Regions from separate parts of the Mus musculus genome. Here region 2 is linked to region 1. The links are chromatin loops, found by intact Hi-C in ENCODE. Cell type or tissue: left cerebral cortex. All regions are shown on one strand. Each heading gives the region's core, and the rest is flanking DNA. Links, peaks and the distances in the headings are about the cores only. Region 1 overlaps Emc2 (ER membrane protein complex subunit 2). Region 2 holds the start of Rspo2 (R-spondin 2).

Region 1 (12,320 bases), core at 1,381-9,380:
TTACATATAAGATTTTAAGATTCTTTTATTATTTCAGAAAATTATGATTCATAATGTTCTATCACACAAGAAAACCACTACCAGACTTTACTGAACACTGCCATGGAATTTTAAGTGCTCAAATGAGCAGAGATAAATATTTTAATGAATGAGCATGATTATTTAAAATAAAAAAATAGAAATAGAAGACAATAGTAAAATTTAAACCAATTAATTCTCCTCCATAAAACTATGGTCAGTAAATCATTTTTCTAAGATAAGGGAAAAAAATGTAAGAATTGATGTCACTTTTGAAATCATGTATTTTATCTTTAAAAGAAAGCTTGTCACATACTTAACACTCTCTTTAGATTTTCTTTAGCTGTTATAGTCTATAACAAAAATCCCCAGTGGTTTTAGTTGTATATTTCCAAAGTAGTAGTAATAAAGATACTGTCACAGAGCTGGGTGTGGTGGCACACTTGGGAGGCAGAGGCAGGCAGATTTCTGAGTTTGAGGCCAGCCTGGTCTACAGAGTGAGTTCCAGGACAGTCAGGGCTGCACAGAGAAACTCTGTCTCGAAAAAAAAAAAAAACCAAACAAACAAACAAAAAAAAACAAACAAAACAAACAAACAAAAAAACTGCCCCACAGGTACTTTATAGTAGATGGAAATTACAGATATCTCTTATATGTTTTAAAGTATATTGGAATTTCCTGTTCTACTATACAAATTCTGGGTCTTAACCTCGCTCCTAGCAAGAAAGACATAAAACCTATCACTTTAAAATGTTTTGTTTTCTCCTCCTTATAAATGGGGCATGTCATGCAGTGGTGGGACATGCTGGGAAGGTGGCATATACTTTTAATCCTAGCACTTGGGAGGCAGAGGTTCACAACCAGTCTGGTCTACATAGCAAATTCCAGCCAGGTCAGACAGGACTACATGGAGAAAACCTGTCTTTAAAAATAAATAAATAAATAAGAAAAGCATAACTCTTCCCACATGGGATCACAAAATTTCCCAACCCTTAGTTTCATTATCGTTTGAAGGTGCTGCATAAGCATTCAGTTATGAGATGCTGGACTTTCACTCTTACATTGACATCTTGGAAAGTTGATTAGTGATTTAAAAAAAAAAAAAGAAGAATTTTCTTTCTTATTGACTATCTTTCATACTAAAAGAAAGCTCCTTGAGGGCAAAATCTAAGAATGAGATCATTATCTGTGGCTCCATTTTCCACTTCTTACCTTGTGGTGTCCAGGTACTGCTGCATACCAGGTAGGAAAGAATGGCAGGCAGTCTAAAATGGATGGGTTGGCAGGATCCAGGTCTGGCAGGGGATGTAGCAAGGAGAAGGCCTTCTCCTAGGATTTTAGTATTACAGGCGCTTATACCGGCTCTTATACCGTATTCAACGAAGCGGCTCTTTTAGCTGAGGGTCAGTGAAACAGCTTATGCACATGCACTTTATTCAGGTTGAATCAAGACAAAAGGAAACTTAGAGAGAGGGAAGGGATTCTTCTTTGGCTGAGTTTCATTGGCTGAGGCTTAAGGTTCTGGGGATATTTCATTTCCATGGAGAGACGTTCCTCAGGTCGAAGATTGAGGGTCAAACTCCACAGGTCGTGGAGAAGATGAAGACCCTCTAAGAAAAGGGAGTATTCCATTTTCCGCCAAGCACAGGAAAGCTGTCTGGACCTGGTAGACTACAACCTCAGTAGCAAGGTGCAACAATGATATCACTATCACCCCTTTTACACATATGTACCACCATATCTGTGACATGAAACATTGTAAGTTCATGTTGAATCAAATGCTGTCTCTAATACTGCAAACATTGAAATTTTTAAAAATCTACAAAATTACAATGAAAATAATGTATATACCTAAGCATTAATTCTTTATATTAAGGACCCATATTAAAGTGTTTCTATAGTCTTGATTGCTCTTGGGATGCCTGATGATAGTCTGATGATGATCAAACAGGGCTATGTAGTAGACAAAGCCAAACTTGTAAAACTGGATTGAACAATATATGGTAAATCTAAAACAAAATTTATTTTTAAGAAAAAATCGCAGACTCTAATAAATTAACTGTCATTTCCTATCTTGGTTCTTTCATTATAACTGAAAGCTGAATTTTTAAGATAGTTTATTTAGATTTTCAGTTGCAGTTGGGTGATATAGCAACACGCGTGTAATCCCAGCCCTTGGGAAGCTGAGGGAAAAGGATCGAGCATTCAAAGTTAGGTTTGGTGATAGGGAAACCCTGCCTTAAAAATCTGAAAAAGGTTCCCCTTGTTTAAAGTAAATGATGCATTATATGATATTGATGATTCCTCTTCAATAAGCAAACAAAATTCAGAATTTCCATATGGACTAATTCCCCATATTAAAATTCCAATTAAAAGCCAGTGCCCTGTCAACTGACAGAGTACAGTGTTCTTGATCTCCTGGGTTTTTATATTATTAGAAAAGCCTGCCTCATGTATAGAACAAGGGAACACGACTGCAGCTACATTTTGTGTTCTTGGAATGAATCAATGCAAGTAACGAGAAGCTTCAGTTTCATTGCCCAGAAGTCAAGTTTAATATGCTTTCTTTCCCCTTCTCTTCAACTGGCTGAAATACAAGTTCCACTGCAAATGCAACAACCAGCAAACACAGATGCCATCATAAATATATTTTGTGCCAAGCAGAAAACTCTGCACTGACGAACAACAGAGCTCCCCATGGCAACTGCAAGAGACTCTGGGTACCATAAAGCCATAAGGCAATATTATAAATAAAATGTATATATCCTTTAGAACTAAAACATAAATTTGGGTTTAAAGGGTTTTTTTGTTTTGTTTTGTTTTGTTTTAAAGCCACTGACATTTACTATAACTTAGTGGATAATTTTTCTGTCTGGTTCATATTCTTAGCAGATTGGGAAATTTCATAAATCTTTCACTCTGAATTTCTGCAAAATGTAAGCTGCTGTCAAGGAGTTCCTGCTGGGCTCTAAGCAAAATTTGTCATAATCAATTAAAAATAAACCTAGCCTATAACTTTCAAATGTTGCTATTTAAATTCACAGACTGATAACCTCAGTTTGAGTGTTGAGAAGCTTAGCACTTCTTTGCTACTCCTTGTGGACATCAGTTGGCATGGAGACAAAATATGAGGTCAGCACACTTTCCTAAGCATTCTCTTTAGGACAAGTATATGCCTGAGGAGAAGGGAAACTGAAAGGAGACATTCTTACTGGGAGCTTTTGCATTTGTTGGTAGAAGACATAGATAGAGACCACCAGAGAACGAAAGCGCTGCTTCAGCAAGCAACCTGAACTCAGTGTGGCCCATCTTGTAAGCAGTATCATCTGCCCTCAAACATTCCAATCGTGAAGTAAAAAAACTGCGGCTCTTACAAGTGCCATTTGTAAGAACTATGAGGAATAGGGATTTTTTTTTTTTTCAAAGATAGAACTGAGGATTTTGGTAGTTGTAAGTAGCTCAGGATTCAAATTTTAAAGTTTTTTTATCGATGTTGATGAAATCTCTATCACAATCTCTAGTATATATTAATGCTTTTCTCTCTCTCTCTCTCTCTCTCTCTCCCTCTCTCTCTCTCTCTCTCTCTCTCGCACTGTCCAGTTAGTTGAACAGCCTAGAGAACTCAACATCGTAAGCAACAGTATCTTCATTAAAAACCTTTATTTTAGTGGTGAATTGTTAATCTGTTCTGAGGTCCTAGTGGTGATCACACTTCTAACACTGTTAGAGTTTTCTGGATTCACAAATGAAAGACACACATTCAACCTTTATATTTTGATACGCCATGACCAGCTCAATGGTTGGGTGCTTCCAAACCTCTCCTCAGCTAGCACACACTCACCTCTGGTATTTCTCAGTTAACACTTTCTAAACCTGTTTTGTACCTTTCCTGCCCTGTTTTCCCTCTGGGCAGCCCTCCCATGGGGCTGCCTTCCTTCTGCACCTCCACTGCTGGACGATTCTCTTCAGAAGCTCCGAAATCTCATCAGGTTCAGTGTCATGGCACTTCTCTTCCTTCTCTCTTCTGCATTTCTTGCCCAGGAATCCTAAAAGTCCTTCTACTTTTTTTACCCTGCCCAGCCATTGGCCTTTGGCTCTTCATTGATTAATCAAAAACCAATTGAGGATAGGGACCCTTAGCATCTGGAGATGCAGATTCCTGTGTGATTTGGGGAGCTGAATTAAGACAAAGCATTAGAACCAATTCTCAACACTTCATCCCTATGAATAAATCTTAAAACCAGCCCTCCTTAGGTTTTGACGTTTTGTTCCAGGGCATGTCTGCCTGCATATTGGTTACTCTTCTCATTGCTATGACAAAAGAAAATTCAAAGAAGGGTTGTTTTAATTTTTTTTTATGTTCATGCTTTAGAAATGAATACAGTCTATCACAGCAAAGGCATGCCAGCAGGAACATGAGGTAACACTGCCTAAATGATTATGAAGCAGAGGGTGGTGAGCAAGGGATCCTGTCTATGGAATCTCAAGTCTTGCCCCAAGACAAGCACTTCCTCCAGGTTCCAAGTGCTCCCCTCTACAGGTTCCAAGAACTTGTAAAGCAGCAGCAGCATCGACTGGCCACCAAGTGTTCAAACACATGAGCCTATGGTACTATTCCAGATTTAAACCACAAGACTACTTGAAAAGCCACAGGGATCAAATCAAAGGGTTTTAAATTTACATTTGTATTAACATTTGAAAATGTTTCCTACTGGAATACAGGCTAATGTGCATCCAAAATGCAAATTTCCATCATCAGACAATATTCAATGACTAGGACCTCAATTAATACAATTACACTTATAAACTCAATGAACACACCAAGGATAAATGACGCTGCCCTTGTTAGACATACACATAAGTATTGATTTATTCACATTATTTAACTAATAATCATATATTCAAATTAATCCTAAGGCTTTAAAACTTGTAACTCTTGAACTTAATTTCTTATTTACTACAAGTTGGCATGTTAAGTGAATTGCTGAATTGGGATAATCAAATAAGAAAAACATCCATCAAATATATAACAACTTTAGGAAAGTCTGATGTCAAAAAGCTAGAGCACATATATAACAATGTTCCACAATTATTTTAACCTCTGGATTGATTTGAATAAATCATGACCACATTTTGTAGTTTAAAATAACATCAACTGCCCCTAAATGGACTTCCTTGTCTGTCCTCAGTGGGAGAAGATGGGACAAGTCCTGCCGTGACTTGATGTGCAGGGGCTTCTCCAGAGAGAAGGGGAAGTTGGAATGAGGAGAGATCAAGGGCTGATAGGGGGTTGTAAAGTGAATAAATAAATTTTAAAATAATAAAAAAATAATACCAACCTAGCCTGCGGGTTCTAGAATTTAAAAAAGGTAAACACTAGGTGGCGTACTTCTACAGGCTTGTGAAATAGTATAGAACTTAACATGAAAGCTTTGTTATTTCAAACCAATAATTACTAAATTATGAATTTTAACTAATCAACTAAAATTGATATTTTTAACATATCAACTATAGATATAATGCTATTAATGCTACAAAATATGCTGTAGAATAGTCAATATTTCCTTGTGGGAAGCTAAAGAATATGATCAAGAATGTGAAGTCTATAGCTTCCTACCTCAAAATGAAAACAAATATTTTGTTGAACACCTTTTACTGATTTCTTTAACCTTTAAAACAGTTTTCTTTCTAATCTTTATAATAATGTTTTTTTGTGTGTGCAGGAATTGGAGTCATATGGAATATACATCATTAATTACTCTATTTCAAAATTATTCTACATGTTCACAAAACATATTTTTGGACAACCAGGTGGCTTGTTAGACACACTAACTGAGCTCCTGACACTGGAGGGTGTGTTTGCTACCCACAATCTTGATTATTACTGGTGATCAATCGTTTGTTTGTTACCATGTAGAAGGTACTATTTGGAGTTCTTTTTAAGTTCTTTTTAGAAAGATGTGTGTGTGTGTGTGTGTACATACACGCATAATATATATGTATCTTCAACATTTTCTCACTACCCTGATTCCCCTCATTAATATTTTAATTACAAAAATGATAGGCATCTGTATTCCAGTAGTTTGTTTTAAGTCACTGAGGGGTTACCAAACAATGGGGCTGTATTTTCTCTGGTCCTCTCTGACCTACGAAGAATGACAGTTAGGCCAGGAAACTGAAATTAGATCCAAAACCAGTTGTCATTTGAGCTGAACATTTGAAAGCAGTGGTTCCTTCTTAGCACTCTGGAGACCTTCACTTTGACTGCCAATTGCTGTGGACAGCCAAAGCTACAAGGGGTCTCAGAAGATGTGGCACACTCACCCTTCCATGTAATTCATAACCCATTTGCCTAAGAGGTACTCGAAAATAAATTCAAGTCACAAAGGACACTCAATACTTTATCCCACATTTGATGGGCAGTTCTTAAAATTTCTAATTCATTCTGTTATATAATTTTTTTACTGTTACTGTATAAGCTTCCCTAATAGTGACTTCCTTGCTAAAGGAAGTTCACCAAAGTTACACAGTAACTTGATAGAAGTAGAGAATTTTCTCACATATCTAAACATCTTAAAAATGAATTTTGTAAACTGGAGAGATGTTTCTGCAGTTAAGAATACTGTTCGTTCTTTGAGAGGACCAGAGTTTGATACACAGCACCCAAATGGCTCATAACCATCAGTATCTCCAGCTCCAGACAATCTGATGCCTTCTTCAGGCTTCGATATGTAGTGCACAGACAATAAGGCAGGTGAAACATCCATATACATAAGATTTTTAAAATGAATTTTAAATTCTTACAGTTTTTATATTCTTGTGAACAATAGAGATGCAAATATCATACTGGAATTCACTCATTTTTTAATGAAGGTTACTTCTAATTTAGTTTTTGAGAGATATCCAAATTTACTATAAGCTGTACAAGAACAATGGCTAAGGAACTCTGTATTCTTGCTTTCTGCTGTGCTATTTTGTGTGGAGCAGCAGTATTGCATACTATAATACAAAGCATGTATCTTCCCTACATTATGGTGATGATAATATTTTGTTGCAAAAAACCCCTGCAATTATGAATGTATATGGATGTGTACCTATAGACCTACAGGAAAATATTTACATATGAATATCAATAGGCTACTTTATAAATGTCTAATGTTTCTCATGATATTGAGGGCACTTAACATAAATAGAAATAATTAACCTTAACTTCTGAGAAATTAAAGTGATAGTTACTTAAAAGTGATAAACTATTCTTAAATTAAAAAGAAAAAAAATACTCCAAAATATAAAATACATGGGGTAAAAGGTTTGTGGTAAAAAGAAGTTTGAGTTAAAAATAAAAGAAAAAAGATGCAAAGCGAAAAGAGAAAAATATAATACAATAAACACTAACATAAAAAAAGGTTAAGCAGCAAAGAATGAAACATACAGATCTCCACAGCAACAAGTCTCCATTGTCCACCAACTTAGTATAACAATGGGTTTCCAATTTCAGTGGCTCTCAGGATTACCTTTCAAAAACACAAAATGCTAGAATTAGTAGGGCGTAGCTCACTTGATAAAGCATTTGCCTAAGTGTGGGTTCAAGGTCAAGGCCCTGGATTTGATCCCACCCAATTCCTCCAAATAAAAGCACATGCTGTTTTGTTAACTATCTGTAACTGTTCCAGAGTACTTTTAAAAGTTGCTCCAACACATTGTTTCAAACAGTACTTTCGAAAATCAAATGTCCATCCAGCTATGGGTCTGTTTCTTGGTTATCCTTTCCTGCCTGCCGATCCGATCTTCATACTGACCACTCCAAGAGTCCTGCTCACTGCAGCCTTCTATCTTAGTACCTAGCAGCACCATCCCTCAATTTTCTTGTCTTCAAGTGCTAATGCCCCTCTCTGGCGATGCCTTTTCACACACTGCAGAATCATCTTTTGACCTACAATAAATGGAGAATCCTGACAGAAATTACGTTAATTCTATAGAACCACTTTGAGAAAACAACTGTTAAAATGTTAAAGCCTTTAATCCCGAAAAAATGATTTTTTATATACATTTTATTAGCATGAGTCATATTCATCAAAAAATTTCTCTTTTGCTTAGCAAAAAACAAACAAAAACCCAAAACCTTACTGACCTTACTGAATTAATGTATGAATCCGGTATATTTTGGACGCTACCTTAAACTTTTTCTGTGGACAATCTTTTTAGTGGGAAGGAGATGTAATTCTTTCTTCCTTTTCAGTTTACAAGCCTTTTATTTCCTTTTTCTATGCAATTATGTGGCATAAATGAAGAAAATTTGTCTTTGCTCAGTATCTTACTGAGAATGTATGTAGTTTTTCTGCCGTTAAGTTGCTGTTGATTCTGCTCATCAAGTAAGGAAAGTTTTCTTTTGTTTCTGAGGCTTTATTCTGAATCATAAATGGAAACTGAAGTTTGCCAAATGCTTTTTCTACATAGATCTAGAGTTTTTCTATTATGATAAAATATATTTATTTTCAAATATTTAGCCTCACATTTCTGACACAGCTTCTACTCATGTCCTGTATCTGTCACAGAAAGGAAATTCTGTCATTGTCTAAACAAAACAGCTCACTGTAAATAAAGAAGAAATAGAAATTATCTGTGTACTTATATTAAAATTTATAAATTACTACTATTAGCAACAAACTTAGGCAGGAAGTTATTTTAAAAATACCTTTGAACAATCAAAGGAAACCGCAGGGAGCAGCCACAGGAAGAACTAACTTTCTTACTACACAAATACAACTTCAGAGATACATTCATATCTAGCAAGGGAGAAAAGGTGCAGGCACGAGGTTATTTATGTTTCATAATGCTGATAATATAAATGTTTCATAATGCTGGAGATGCAGTAAGTAGGTTTGTATACATAAAACGTATATCTTTATGCTAACAGATCGGTGGTGAAAAAGTATCTTCACATGGGCAGCATTAGCTCACAGAAGACTACAAATTTCTGTTCATTGCTCATGAACTTATAAAATGAAAATACCTATAACATGTAAGATTAAACACCAAAAACAATTTTCTGGTACAAAGAATTATTTAAACGGTTAAAAGTAGCTGATAATGAAAGTAGTTGTCAATATTTTCTGTAACCCCTACTCATAGTTGGAGAATAAACAGCCCTGTATAGACAGCTGCCTGGTGCTTAGCACTCAAATCTTTTCTAACCTATGGAGACAAGCAAAGTGCTGTTGAAGGCAGAGTACTGGCTATGCACTACTCAAAGAAACAGACAAGAAATTGTAGTAAAGAGATGACTATATATAAGAACAGTAATAATATTTTAAAAAATAGTTTAGATTTTTCCTTTCCCCTGAAAACTAAGGAGATCCCAGTGGTTACAATATCCTTGATATTTTTATGATTCTAAATATATTATATGTAATTCACAATTAAAAGCTTTAATAACCATAATGTGTAAAAGGGTTAATTCTAAATGTTTAGCCCATTATTGCCTTTGAGGCATTTTATGGATAAAAATGTCTACATCAAACAAAACCTTCACAGAGCTATCATCAATTTTAAAGAATGTTATAATTTATGTAAAATTTATTATTAGAACAATTTGAAAGAATAAAAACCTCAACAGCCCACTGAAATGTACAACAAAATCCAGCCTGACACTGTAAAATACTCAAAATAATTTGTTTCTGCAAGCTATATATTTGTATGTTTCTCCTCACCAACGAGAAGAACTTAGCTGACAAATGAGCTCTACAACAACACACGAATTCCAATAAAACAAAAGAAACTAGAATTTTCATACATGAGTTTAATAAACCATGGTTTATTTAATAAGGTGTAGGGGTGATATACGAGGATGGATATACAATCAATAGGTCTTAAATCTCTGTCCCATGGATTACCTCCATCTCCCTGCTTCCTAGCAGTACAAGGCAAGCTGAGGTTTAGTTAAACATTCTTTATAACAACCTCTTCAGAGAAAATTAGAATACAAATAGCACTAGATATTTAGTAAATTCAGTCACAGGCCAAAAAGTTCAACTGTGTAGTTTGAAATCTAACGTCAAATGGGTTCCTGAAACCTCAAGACTGAGTGATCTGCAATGTCTCCAACATGTCTTCAACTGCCTTAAGAGAGTATTTGGTTTCCTTCTTACTTCGACCTGCAAACTAATTAAAAAGGAAAAACAGTTCAGTTAGGTAGGTTCAATTTCATTGCAAAGTTTAAACATCACACCTCATCTTCATATTGTGCAAGAAAATATTATTTATCATTCCTGTGAAATCACATGTACTTTACAGTCTGAGCGAACTCTGAGTTTCATGGATATTTGCAATAGGGTTTCATCTTCAGTTGAAGTGTACAAATATTTCACTACATACTTGGGTAGTTTAAGCTGATTTTAATTAGCATGATAACCTATAAAAGTTTAGATTGAATTTTAAAACTACCCTAGGTTCAGACTCCAAAACATTTATGAGGAACTGAATAACTTAGATGAAATTTAAACACACACATAGAGAGAAATAGAGTTGATATTTACTTGTCTAACCTGTAAATGGATGTTTGGAATTTAAAACGAGGTGCACTATACATGCAAATATCTTAATTAAACATTTAAAAGTAAAAATGTACAGACTTTGACATTATTTAAAATAGGTCACATTTTTCAAACTTCAGATTTGTTACTTCGCTGGATGATAGATACACTTCTTGCCTACTAAGTTCTAATTCACTTTATAAAACTAATTGGGATTAAATTTTATAATGAAAACAAAATATATTATATCAAGTCCTAGGTTCCTGTATACAAAAGCAAATTCAGAACATATTAAATTCAAACTCATCCACTGGGGAATCAGTGCTGACTACCCCATGCTGATTTCAAAATGAGCTTTCTAACTGAGCTGGCAATCACCGTCATTTGCATCAGGTCTGATTTAACACAACAGATTTACCCAATAAGTGCTTGTTCCCTATGAGGGTGGGGGAAAGTCTATTAATCTGAAGTACTTATTTTCCCATAGTTTAAGTATTGATTGAAATGTGGTATTAGCAACATCTAGTATTCCTAGTTAACACATTTTCCAGCAACTGTCTTTTGATGTAAGTACTTAACATTTGATTTACTCTGTGTTTCTTTTCTTTGGGATGAACTGAATGTGGCAAATGACCTGTTCAGAAGATGGAATGAGAGCACAGATTACAGGAGCACAGGCTTCATGACTGGTAACCTCCTCTGACCTGACTACATTTAGCGCAGTAAATCCCACAGCATTAGGTGCTGCGGCTCAGAGTCTATTTGACAGAGGAGATAATACAAGAGCATCCTAGAGACAGTGAGGAAATGCAAGGCACCAGCCTGCCATAAGGCATCACAGCCTAAAGGATAGAAATGTTAAAAATAGCAGTGCTGTTTAGAAATTATGATAACAATATCATATTTAAACCTTTAAAACTCCTGTTAGCAATTAAAGATTACAGAGAAGGTATGCTTCTCTTGCAATTATCCAGCTGATAAATTTACCTGTGTGGCGTTTACCAGAACAGAAAGACTTTTCTTTTACCACTGTTTACTCAGTATAAGCAGGAATAGCTCTAATCAAAGAATTTATGCATTAATTTTGAGGAAAGCTTTGATGGGTTTGGGGCGAGGGTATACAATATGGTACCACACAGTAATAATTATTCTAATTTCTTTAAGTACAAAGGAATAATAAAAATCTGTGAAGCTTTAAAATCTATTTTTAAATATAGGATTTTAAAATTAATATGAAATATATTTTTAGAAGTAAAAGTATGATTTTTTTCATAATTAGCCATTTATAAATACACACATAGGCTAGTGACACCACCATTGACAACCAGTGCACTTTAGGATAAGCCAAGCTTGCTCATTCATGTCAGAACATATTGAAAAAGGAGCACATATAAATCTATCATCTCAAACTCTTCATGACATGCAATTATTTCTGTCTATTCTAGAATTATAGAGCAAATGAACTGATTAAGCCAGGATCTCATTTTTTCCCTCAAATCATAATTTAGTTTTCCGTTTTCCAAAGGAACAATAACAGAGCCACATCTACAGTTACATAATAACATATGGATCGCTGACAGGCAAATTTACAGTGTAAGGAAGAAGTGCCGATCTGAAGAACTGTCAGGAAAGTTCATAATAAACTCTTCCTGAACACTAAATCGATGACTATTCTAGTCAACATGCTAGACCAGGTTTCTAATTAAAGGTCAGGCAGTGGTCACATTTTGTTTCATTAAGTGGAAGGGAAGAAAATCTGATAATAAAACC
Region 2 (12,320 bases), core at 4,321-12,320, 360 kb after region 1:
CTGTGGTGAAGACTTAACCAGGAAAGAGGAAGTGGTGTGGTTGGGGAAGGGACATCCTGGAACAGTTACCAAAGCTAATGCCTTGGCAGCTCTGGTAGCCTTCAAAGGGGACCTTATAGGGCTGGTGAGCAGGAAGACAGGTTAATAGAGTCAAAGAAGGGACTACTGGGGTGGGGGGACAAGGAACCAGTCAGAGAGGGAAGGGCACAGGGAAGGACAGGAGGGAGCATGAAGATATATATTTGAAAATACTATAACAAGACTTGTCACTTTGTATGGTAATCATTTAAAAAATTAGAAGAATGTCACCATAGGAATTAGAGCCTACACTGCTACCACAGGACTGAGGATTTGAAGTTCTGGAAGGAAAGGGAAGACCAGGAAAGGCAAAAGTCTGAGCTATACATATAAGTACTGCATGTGGTAACAGGAGTGGGATTTGTGGGCACAACAGAGAAGAGCTACAGTTCTTCACAGCTGATCTCCAGTGGTGGTCGTGGAATGACCAGGAGTCAGGGGGGAAGTTTAAATGGAGAGCCAAAGAGAGTGGGTTTAAGCTACTCTGTCTGTGGATCTCAGCATTTCTTCCTCATTACTTCATTCTGGAAATAAGATTCAAATAGGATGAAATATTTTATTTCTGCTGCTTGGACCCCAATTTCATGTCAGTTTCTCTCTCTCTCTCTCTCTCTCTCTCTCTCTCTCTCTCTCTCTCTCTCTCTCTCTCTCATCCAACTCTGTCTCAAAATATGCAGGTGGAGAATTGGGGAAAATTGTTCCCACATTAATCCAGATGTCACAGTATATATCATATTAGTTTGTCTCTTCACACGCTGGCATGCAATGGACACCTCTTAATCACATTAAATTCCCAAACACAAAGGTGAATTTATGCTTCCACATACAATGACTACATACGTACATAGAGACATGAAATGTTTGCAGAAGAGAACACATCCTGCTGGCATGGCTCTTTGTCTGGTGATAGCATCTTTGTTTAGCTACACCACACTGTCTGTGTCATACCTTATGTTTACTTCTTTTGGTTTACTGAAATGAGGTTTTGCTATTTAGCGTGGCTGGTACAACATTGACTATGTAGATCAGGCTGACCTCAAACTTTTGACAGTTGTCAATGGTACTTGGAATACAGGCATGCATCACAACACCTGGCTTATACTTTTCAATCTAAATATTTGGATACCAAGTTAAGTACAATCCACACTTCTGTGTGATCCAGCAGAATAATAAGAACAAGCAAATATTGATATTTGATACCTGTATAAAGTAAAAAGACTATTTATTACCATTTAATCTGTTTTTATAACTAAGAAAACAATTTTATCTATTATACTGGACAGTCAATACCTTATCTGATTTGTATAACAGAGAAACAGTATGTGTGGCTTATAACTATAACTTCACCACAGAGGCACAGCTAGGTTTGAGCCAGTTCATAGATCCAGACTTCTTTAATAGATGAAGCCAAATCTAAAACTATAAATCTTTCTCCTGTCCATCCTCAGTAAGAGTTAGTGTTATCAGATGACCATGTTCAAGAAGGGAAAATAACTAGACTTTGGGGGGACCCTCAGATACTACTTTAAAGCTAATTTTTGATGCCCCCAAATATTATCAACTGTGGTCTACCACAAGGAGGGTTCCACCACAAGGAGGGGTGTTTATGAACATTTGGTCTGTCTGTCTGTCTGTCTGTCTGTCTGTCTCACTCACTTGATTCTATCTCCCAGTGGGACTAGTCAGCCCCCAGGTTCATCTCATGCTTATTTTCTCAGTTCTATTTTGAATAGAGTAGTTGTCTTCAGGAACTCAAAGAACCCCCTATTAGTTTTCTTACTAATGTATATTTTTTCTATTATATTTAAAACATTTCCTCCATATTGGTTCAACATAGTGGCTTCTAGAAATCCATTTAACATTTCAAGGTAAAATACACCTAAAAAGCAACAAAACCACAGTAAAGGTAAAATAAAGATGGAAACAAACTGGAAGAAGCAATGAGGGTAGCACAGGAACTACCTGCCAAGAGCTCTCACTCACTTGCTGAGGGTGAGCTGTAAGTCTGCCTGCCCTTGAAGATGGTGTTTGAAATGGTGTATCTGCCGTAGATGCTAAGACTGAGAAGTTCTGGGGAGGATGTTATCTGCTCAGTTGTTTATCCCAGCCACACCACAAACAGATTAGCTATTGTGCAAACAGAGTGGAAGAGATACCCCATTCATAGCAGTGAAAATTGAACCCAAGTCTTAGATAACTGAGAATCTCCATGTATCTCTTGTTTTCACAATAATGTTTGCTTCCAAAAGCTGCAGTCACACACAAGAATACTGAAGTGATGCAGTTAAAAAGTGTGTGGGCACAGACGATTAGAGAAGGGAAATAACTTCAAATTTTCAGGTCAGATCTTGAGCTTGCTCTAGTGATCTGGTCTGATCTGGATTTTCTTTAGAATCAACAATATGGCCTTCTAAATTATTTCCAGGAGACGGAGAACAAAATCAAGAAATAGGAGTTATCACATCAGCATAGAGATGAGTTCTCAAGAGGCAGGACTAGCTTTTGGAGAATCAAACATTTATACATTTTAAAAACATTAAATAAGTAATTATGGTGGGACTTTTTAAAACAACAAGTTGGGCTAGATAAGAACTGATCTGTGACGTTAGTGAAAATTTTTCTTATTAATTTAATTTATCTATACAAACATAATAAATGAGCATGTGCCATCTCATGTAGGTAGGAAAACGGACATTTAACATATTTAAGAGGAAAAATTTTCATAATCCATACTGACACAATGTCACAAAATGCCAAAATTGTCCCAGCCTGTAATACTACATGTACCCTTAACAAATATCAACAATGAATAAAAACATTGTGGGAAACTTTAGTCTGAGGCTATGAATATCTGATAACATAAAAGATAAGAGACTCTGAATCAGTCAGTGAATGAAAGCAAGAGTCAGTGCCAAATTCAACCAAATCTGTGAACATAAACACTCAAGATTCAGAAAAAGCTGAGTCTGTCCTACCCTAGCCCTGTCCTGCAGACAGGAGATCAATCATGAGCATTCTCTGTATGCTGCGGAAACTATGCGTCTGCCACCTCCTGAATGTGACTGTGAAGCAATGCCATGGGCAGTATTCTGCCAGCTGTAGCCTATGTGAGGGGAAGACTGACAAACTCCACTCCAGCACATTCTTTAAGGTTTTCTTCATTTATACTAATATACATAAAAACCACTCTGAAAAGGCAAAAGCCAAACAGAAAAGAAACATACTTTCAACTCAAATCAGAAGACATAATTTGTATTAACAGGCTACATTTTACAACACAAAAGACAGCACGAAGACAATAGAGAAGGAATATATTACATCTTCAGAGAGATAACTGAAAAGGAAATAAAATGATTTACACATACTAGGGGCGCATGGTTTTGTTTAAAAGCCAAGAATTACTAGTTAAAACTTTGCTGCAAGCACACTGAAATAAAAAAGTAATTTATTCTTATTTTATGTGCGATCATGTTTTGCCTACATGTATGTCTGTGAGAAGGTGTCAGATCCCTGGAACTAGAGTTAACAGACAGCTGTAAGCTGCCACATGGGTGCTGGGAGTTGAACCATAGTCCTTTAAAGGAGCAGCCCATGCTCTGAAACACTGAACCATCTCTCCAGCCCACAAAGCCACTTTGGTTACTAATAATTAAGAAATGTATTGTTGGGGCCGGAGAGGTGGCTCAGCAGTTAAGAGCACTGACTGCTCTTCCAGAGGACCTAAGTTCAATTCTCAGCAACCATATGGTGGATCACAACCATCTGTAATGAGATCTGATGCCCTCTTCTGGTATGTCTGAAGACAACTCTAGTGTACTCATATACATAAAATAAATAATTCTTAAAAAAAAAGAAATGTATTGTTTGTTTTTTAGTGAGAAAGAATTTTCATACAATGAAATATCATTAAATCTTTATGGAAGCAATTTGAAGGGAAGAGAGAGAGAGAGAGAGAGAGAGAGAGAGAGAGAGAGAGAGAGAGAGAGAGAGAGAGAGGGGCAGAGACAGTGAGAGACAGAGAACACAAAGGTATATGGTATATGCAACTGTCCAGTTCAACTTTCCTAGTTTTAGGAATTTATCATGTAAAATCATGTGAAGCAGTACTTTTTAAAATCAGAAAAAAAGATGACAATGTAGGGAATTGACTAAATAAAATGCAAATGTACATGATTTTATGAAAGGAAAAAAAATGACAGTGAACTGAACTCCAAGGCACACTTAAAACATTGAGGTCTGAATTAGTATCCATGTCGCTCCAAAGAGAGACACTAGGATGCTAAAGAGGTAAGAACACATGTATAAATGTACATAGCTTCACATATATGTGAGTATACACACACACACACACACACACACACACACACATTGATTGGCAAGCACAAAAATAGCTAAAGGATTTACCTCTGAACATCTACTCAAATGTGGGAAGCTATACGAAAGTAAAACACACTCTAAGAAAGAGAACAGGCTGCCTGGGAGAGGGAGGTGCCAGGGGCTTAGACAGGAAGGTAGTTTTCAAAAACTGAAAACTTAAGCTATCTGAATGAATGATACAAAATAAAAGAAGACACAAGAATTTCCAGTCACCTGAGATATCTCACACTCCTGTTCTTTCAACCTTCTAGCTGAAAGGAGAAAGAGCCATGAGAAACTGTTAAAGGTAAGAAAATGGCATGCATAAATACACCCACTTGATTGATAGGCACCCATATTTTATTAAGACTATATTCAGCTCTGGAAGTGTGGAAGTGGACTCATAACTCAAAAGGCTTTTCAAGAATAAACTGTTTCCAAGGGAGAGAGCCATTCTGATAGCAGTGAATGATGTGGAGTATGCCTCATCAGTGTGTTTTGTAAACAAACACTGGGCACACACCTATTTACAAAGCTCCTTAATGAAACCAGTCAACTAGAAGAAAATATCTCTTGTCTCCAGAATGGAGTGACTGTGAACCACCAGCTCTAACAACAGCACATTCTGAGCTTAGAAACAAAAGGAAGCAAAGATACGTACGGGATTAAGATCTTTCACAGTTTGGGATCCAGTGAGGCTATGCTTTAAGTGGGAGACTGATCCTAGATTCTTGAAATAAATACTTAGTGTGGGGACAAGGAAAAGATTTTATACAGATAAGTTTGTGGCAAAAATCAAGCGTAAGTCTTTAAATACAGCATTGTGACAGACTTTAAGGTTCTGTTCTATCCTTTACAAAGATGGAGGAGACCAGAATATGATAAAAAAATACTCAGGCATCTTTTCTCCCAGTGTCTATCTTTGTGTGTGTGTGTGTGTGTTATTAAACACATTTGACCATAGGCTGCAAAAGTGATGTGTTAAATTCTTTTCTCACACATTGAACACTGAAGCTGGCCACTCTAAAATATTTCAGGTTAAGACAGGGCAACTCAAAGGAGCGACATTCTGAAGTATTGGGGGATAAGCAGCCCATAAATCCAATCTATTCACTGATGACTTTGCTCTCAGACACCTTAGACCCCATGGCAAATTCCTAAAAGATGGATTTTAGGTAGAAGAGGTGAAAGGGAACTTGATCTAATTTCCTGAAACTACTGCCATAGAAGTGGAGATCCAGATAACTGTGCAAAGTAACCCAGTGAAGTAGTGCGACATACCCTTGTGTTTGTGCTCATTTGAATGGTTGCTGATAAATGCATCACTCTTAAGTGTGTTCAGAGCTATGCAGGAACCGAGAAGCTTATTTAGGGAAGCGTTTTCTTTCCTCTTGAATTTCATCCTTATAGGACAGCACACTGGGTGAGAGGAGAGAGTGCTGCTTATCAAGCTGGAGAGAGAATAGCCTATGCTGAGTTGTTTCCAGTCATTTCCAAATTTTGTGATAAAATGTCAACAGTTAAGAACACTGTGTGCTCTTCCAGAGGACTGAGGGTTCAATTCCCAGCATCCACATGTCCACTGACAACGGTCTGTAAGTCTATTCCCTGGAGATCTGACACCCTCTTGTGGCCTTGAAAGGGACCAGGAACACATGCAACATACTTGCACACACGCAGGCAAAACACCAACACACACACACACACACACACACACACACAAACACACACACACTAAATATATATTTTTTTAAATAAAAGTTGAGGATTTGAGAAGCTGGGTCAAAGTAACTGCTTCCAAGTGTCCTGTCAGAAGTTTGCACCCTGTGGGCAAGTCTCATGGCTCAATTTTCTTATCAAGGAAACGGCACCAGTAACTTCAACTCTGGCTCACTTAGTCGTTCTCAGGGACCCCAATTCCTAGAACAGAAATATCACAGCCAAATAGTGGAGTGATTAATAAACATGGCTATTAAAGCCCCCATTACTTCTATATGATTCTTCAGTTCAAATTTCTGAGCCCATGCAGAAACTGAAGGAACAAAAGGGAGAATTGAAATAGTACAAAATGTTATTAAGGAGCCTGGGCTGGGCATGTGTTTGTAATCCTAGCTCTTAGGTGGTGGAGGCAGAGGGATTGGGAATTCTAGGTCAGCCTTACTAGGATGAGTTCCAGGTTGGCCTGGGCTACAACCCAATCTCAAAAATAAAACCAACCAACAGCCACTAAAAAGCTACAGTAACAACGTGCCTAGTAACACATTTAAAGAGACGTCTATATTGCCACGTCTAATATTATAGATTCTTATCTTTTGCTCAAAGAAGACATACATTATTTCCCTATATTGCCAAGTCTAACATTATAGATTCTTATCTTCTGTTCAAAGAGGAAATACATTATTCCCAATAGCAGTGAATGTATGGCAGACGATTTCACTAGATTAAAATTGGTAGCACCTAATGTTTTTAATGAGTGATATAGTAAGTAGTTCTCCAACTCAGGGCATTTGAAGTTTAATTCAGACCTTGGGAAACAAAGGAGGGGTAAAGATTAAGAACAAAACAAACTAGTGGTAAACATTCGATTTCTGAAGAAGAAAGCTCCCAATTTTTTGAGTATTGCAAAGTATCACATATGTTTGTGAAATCTGTTGGGAAAAAAATAAAGTAAAGGAAAAAAAACAGCTGTGTGGAAAGGTAAAGGCAATGGGAAATACTAAACTTACTCCTTAAACTGAGCATGCGTTTCAATTTCTGGGGACGTCTGCCTTCAGAGCAGGGCTAGGATTTAAATTTTGGGAAAAGGGCAGAGGTTTGTCTTCTTGTTTTTTTTTTTTTTTTAAAGGCTGAAGTGTTTTTTCAGAAGCAGCAGTCTCATCCTGGCACTCAGGAGGAAAGTAGAAGGTACCTTCAGTTCCCCATCAAATTCTTCTGGAGAAAGGCTAATTGGTGAGGTGGGAATCGACTCCATTGTTCCCGAGAGGACACCTTGGGTGTGAACAGCAAGGGCAGGCCATATCGCTCACCCTAGGTGCTCTTCAGTTTAGACCATCCCTCTGGGAAAGCCGGGTGAGCATTATTTTTCTTACACGAAGCTCTCTGCATGCCGTCAGTACTCTTTAGGACCTCAGGGAAACCCGAGCGTTTCTGGCTTTAGGACCCAGGAACTCTGAGGCAGCCTGGCTTTAGATGTCTTGGACCACAGCACCACCTACTTATAGAAGCATCCCGAGCCTTAGCTTGTCTGCATCTCCATCGGAAAGTGCGCTGGCTACATCCCTTCGGCCTCCGGGCAGTGTTCTGTCTCCCTTAGCTCAGGCAGCGAGAAACTTCAGCTGCGAAGTGGTGGTGGAGAGAGCCCTGGGAGCAGCGACTGGACCCGGACACCAAGAAGAGAGTGGACGCGCCCCTCGACTAGGAATCGCTCTCGCAGGCGGAGACCCAGCATCTCAGCGCCTGCGGTCGCGCTTGCCCGGCCGCGCGCTTTTGCTAGGCGCCGCCAGCCCCGAGGACCCTCGGGGTCCGCGGACCCTTCTGCAGCCGGCGGAATCCTAAAGCTGCCAAGAGCTCCCGGCGGGTGTCCGCAAACTTTTTCCGAGCCCACGTGCTGACCAAACAGCCCGGCTCGCTTCCAGAGCCTGGCATGGAGCGCCGCGCCTAGGCACGCCGTGCAGCCCGAGAGACGCGAGCGCACGGTAGGCGATCTACACCTGGTGCTGGGGCGCTGGGATAGCCCATCCGGGGAGCGAAAGGCTTCAGAGCGCCCCTTGAAAGCCCTGCGCTCGGCTGCTTCTAGAGCGCCTTTCCTTCTGCAGAGCTCGCACAACGCCCTTTCTCCAGGGTCAGAAGGCAGTGCTCCGCAGAGGTTGCTAATTCACTGATTGTAATCACCTTCCTCTCCAAGTCTCCTGCAGCTGTGCCATCTGCGTTAAACTGCTGCGTGGATCGTGCCAGTGAGTTCGCGTCCTCCCTCCCTCCTTTCTTTAAACTAAGAGGCGCGAAGGTGCAGGTACCTCCTCCGGGTTCTCTCAGTCCTCCACCCACCCAGCTTCTCTTTTCCTCCTCTCCCAGGTTCACCGTGGAGGGAGAGATGCTCATCGAGCCAAATTGATCATTGCAGCCGCAGGGCAGTGACATCTGTCTCTAAGTCCTCCCTAGGAGCGCGACCCGCACTGTCTCCTTCCAGGAGCCCGTCATTTCCTCGACTTTTGAGAGGTGTCTCTCCCCAGCCCGACCGTCCAGATGCGTTTTTGCCTCTTCTCATTTGCCCTCATCATTCTGAACTGTATGGATTACAGCCAGTGCCAAGGCAACCGATGGAGACGCAATAAGCGAGGTGGGTCGCGCTCGGCTGAAGGTGCGTGGAGTTCCTGAGTGGGTGGGAGTGCTTATTCACATTTAGGCTTTAGGGACTCGAGGGACAGGACTGTGCTCTGCACCCCAGTTTTTGTGTGGGCTACCACTGACCATTCTCAGGGTCACAGAACTCCACAGAAAGCTTCCTTCTGTCCCTAGTGGGTGCGATGGGACCTTAGAAGCATTGGGAGCTTGATGTGCTGGGCTTCCCTCCCGCAAGCGCCCAGGGATTTATCATGTGGTTCACAGTCTGTGCCACCTCTCCTGAACTCTTCTTTGGATCACATTTCTTATGTGGCACCATTTTTCTAGTTTTCTCCTTTTGTCTTCTTAATCATCTTCCTTGAAGTCCAAGTGTCTTTAATTTCCCGACCCACGTGTGCCCTAAATCCTGCTCCAGATAATTTTAGACATGGTCTGGCGTGTGTGTGTGTGTGTGTGTGTGTGTGTGGAGGGGGTGTTGTTGGGGAGAAATGTCAAGTTGCATGGGAGAACCTGAGTTGCGGAGAAAAAAAAAAGCTACACTGTTCCACTTTTCCGGAACCCTAGCAGAGATGGGAATTTAATGAATTAAGTAGCGACTCCTACTCTGGCTTTCTCAGGGAGTTCTCCCCTACAGCGTGAATGTTTGTTACAAATAAGCCCACATTGCCCTGTTTGTTTTCTCAAAAGCGGCAGTTTCTGGGAAGGGTTTTGTACTCAATGAGATTCATGTGAGTCTTTTTAAATGCTAGCTTCTCCATCCATCACTTGTGTGAAGGGTGAAGGCAGATGGAAGCCTCCAGAAAGATTTCAGAGAATTCAACTTTAGTGTGCACATATTTCTGGACTCCTGTCTTCCAGTCTTACTGGGGAGGGGCAGCTAAACCAAGGGCATTTTTTGAGCCAGACACAATGAAGTTTTCTGTAGCGACGTAAACACGTACAGCATCACACAGACATAGCGTTGAAGTACTAGCACAGGGCCCTTTGTTAGCACCTGAGGAGAGTCAGTTGTCTGACCACCAATTTGGTCTTTTTACACTGATAGAGTTTGTCATGAGGCTTGGAGACCTTGGCTTTGTTTTTCCAGGCTATAAACGACTCTGATGGGATAAAGACTCTGGCCCTGAAGCTAGTTTTGGAGGGATCAGTGCTGTTGTTGACATTTTGAGGGGGCATTAAGCTTTCCTCATGAGCTGAAGAGCTTGGCCTATTCCAGAGCAAAACTTCACGTCATCCATGGTGTGTGACAATCAACGAACTAGTGTTTTTTAATTTGCTACATGTCTCTGGCTTATTATAAAGAACACATATATCCACCCCAGTCTTTTTTTTTTTTCTGCATCATTTCTGACATTTGAGGAATGTTTCTTTATTTCAGAGGTTACTACATATAAAACATCATGGAGAAAGTCCTCTTCAAAAGCTGGGAGAGTTTGATGTTGCTACCCAACTTTGAAAAGTGACTCTTTATCTCTTCTCACCTCTTCCAACAGGACCCTTTCTCCATGCCATTATGTTTTCAGGTGTTGTTTGGCAGATGTGGCAATACTTATATCATTATTACTATTATTATTATTATTATTATTATTATTATTATTATTATTATTATATTGTGGTCTGCAGTGTTTGGAGAAGCTATGTCTGCTTTAAAAAAAAACTGGAACTGAAATCAATTTTGTTGAAAATACAAAAGCTCATAAAGTTTGCAAAATACAGAAGTACCTAAAACTCCTTAGCACATTCCTGACTATTACATGACTTGGACTTCTGATTCCCACTGCTGGCCCCTGTGCTTGCGTGCAGAAGAATTAGGGGCATTGTCTGAGATACAGTGTGGAGATGCTGCTGAGTGGAGAATGGTATCACAGCACTCCTGCGGCCAGGAGCGATACTGCATGCCTTTATTTCTCCTGTAGGGCCATCTCCCAGGCTCTGTGCCTGTGCTTTCCTTCTTGCGTGTCTGAATCACATCCTATTTTGTTTTCAGAGCTTGCTTTCGAAAAAAATCTCTTGCAGCTATTGCCATCTATAGTCCCAAGCTCTGACATTTAAAAACCCACTTAGAAAGTGTGCAGGGGTAATGTGTGCCAGAGCAACCTTGTCATTTCCTAAAGTTTGAAGGCTTTCATGTACATGTCAATGGGTATGGCTGTTTCAAAAAGTGTCTATCAAAGTATGTTTCTGGCTTTCTCTCCCTCAACAGATGTCTCTTCCTGAATCCCAAGTTTATGCCTGAAATAACTACAGTTTTTAAAGTGACCATACTATCTGTGCCAACAAAGGGTGCACTGTGTTTTTAATTAAAAGTGGAACTACTTAAAGGACTGGCTAGACAGCGCAGGGTCATAGTAGCTTTTCTGCCCTGCAAGGAAGCTTAAGGGACTGTATTGTGAGCATATTGAAATGAATAGAGATCTAACTCAAGTTGTGTGAATTGTCCCTCCTCACAAACTTAAGCTGCTTTTAATTGATCTCATGTCCACTGATTGATCCTATACCAATTGTTGTGCATACCAAACAATTGGCTTTTCCAAAGGAGATTGATTTAAATTAAGGTTTGGTGTTTTTTCTTTCTTTCTTTCTTTTTTTCTTTTTCTTTCTTTCTTTTTTTTTTTTTTTTTTTTTTTTTTTTTTTTGTGAATGCCTGTCTACCAGCCAAATCGTGTCAATACTGACAGTTGACATGTTAGAGCCTATTGTGGTATCAACATTTCCCCTTGCTCCTTTGTTTTGTATAGTGGCAGTTAAATATTACCTTCTAGGAAAAAAGTGATTACTACTTTAAAAAAAAAAAGGTGCTGTAGCATAAAAGATGAGTTATTTCCTTGGCTTTGTGCTCTGATGCAGGCAGGCAGCAATGGCACCAGGATTGGTTAGGCTTGCCCCTGGGACCTGATTTTCTTTTTTTCTTTTCTTTTTTTTTTTTATTCCATCTGCAAATAATCAAACCTTCACTGTGGCATATTCTCAGAACTTCTTTGGCATTATGTTTAGTCTGCTCCATGATCTCAGATGCTCCTTAATATCATTTTCTTAATGAAATAAAATCCTTGGCAGAGATCAGATCATTTAGTCAGTTAAAATCAATTGCATCCAGTCTGAAATAGAGAGCAAATGTATCCTTTAGCCCCACGTTTTATTCCAAAGATAACCAGAGGATTGAGAAAATAAAATTTCAACCTCGTCAACTTTCGGGCAAAACTATCTCATGAAGACCGTCATAGACTTCGGCTGAGCTTTCTCCCTTTATTTCATAAAAGTGCATTTAATGGTCCCTAATAGGGCCCAGCTGAAACAATTTTATTAATTAGGCACAAACACAGTGGTAAGAATGCCTATCCTTGTAGAAGGGACACACATGCTGATATTTGGGGAGACTGATTGGCAACTCATGTTTCGTCTCCATGGTAACTGCTCACAGTTGTTAGCCCCTTCCTCTTCACTTAGTAAAACAGTTCCTACAAGCTACTGTTAACCACCACTATCTGTCTAGAGTTCTTGTGAGTAAACTGCATTCATAAATGGGTGTTGTTTTTTGTTTAGCT

Evidence for each region. Hi-C counts contacts between places; a loop is a spot of excess contacts. Peaks named below come from ENCODE experiments on the same cell type or tissue, not always from the same donor. Only the 100,000 strongest peaks of a DNase experiment are listed, where the experiment ranks them.
Region 2: it touches region 1 in a loop (4-fold over the local background); 8 of 42 quality-filtered maps call a loop at or near these places.

The regions. Positions count from the first base shown.
Region 1 is chr15:43,525,256-43,537,575 of GRCm38, reverse strand. Emc2 (ER membrane protein complex subunit 2) reads right to left here. Exons shown (of 11, transcript NM_025736.2): 11 at 9,799-10,179. The coding sequence ends at 10,093. Among named protein-coding and RNA genes, the nearest start is that of Gm41316, 28 kb to the right of the region's middle. In left cerebral cortex, for the core only: a CTCF peak has its summit at 5,392 (motif pointing right); DNase peaks (open chromatin) are centred at 3,151 and 5,319.
Region 2 is chr15:43,166,181-43,178,500 of GRCm38, reverse strand. It overlaps Rspo2 (R-spondin 2), which reads left to right and starts at 7,683. Exons shown (of 6, transcript NM_001357956.1): 1 at 7,683-8,129; 2 at 8,506-8,770. The coding sequence starts at 8,677. In left cerebral cortex, for the core only: CTCF peaks have their summits at 7,586 and 10,659; DNase peaks (open chromatin) are centred at 8,705, 8,967, 9,219, 10,680 and 3 more places; H3K4me3 peaks cover 2,498 bases; H3K27ac peaks cover 1,050 bases.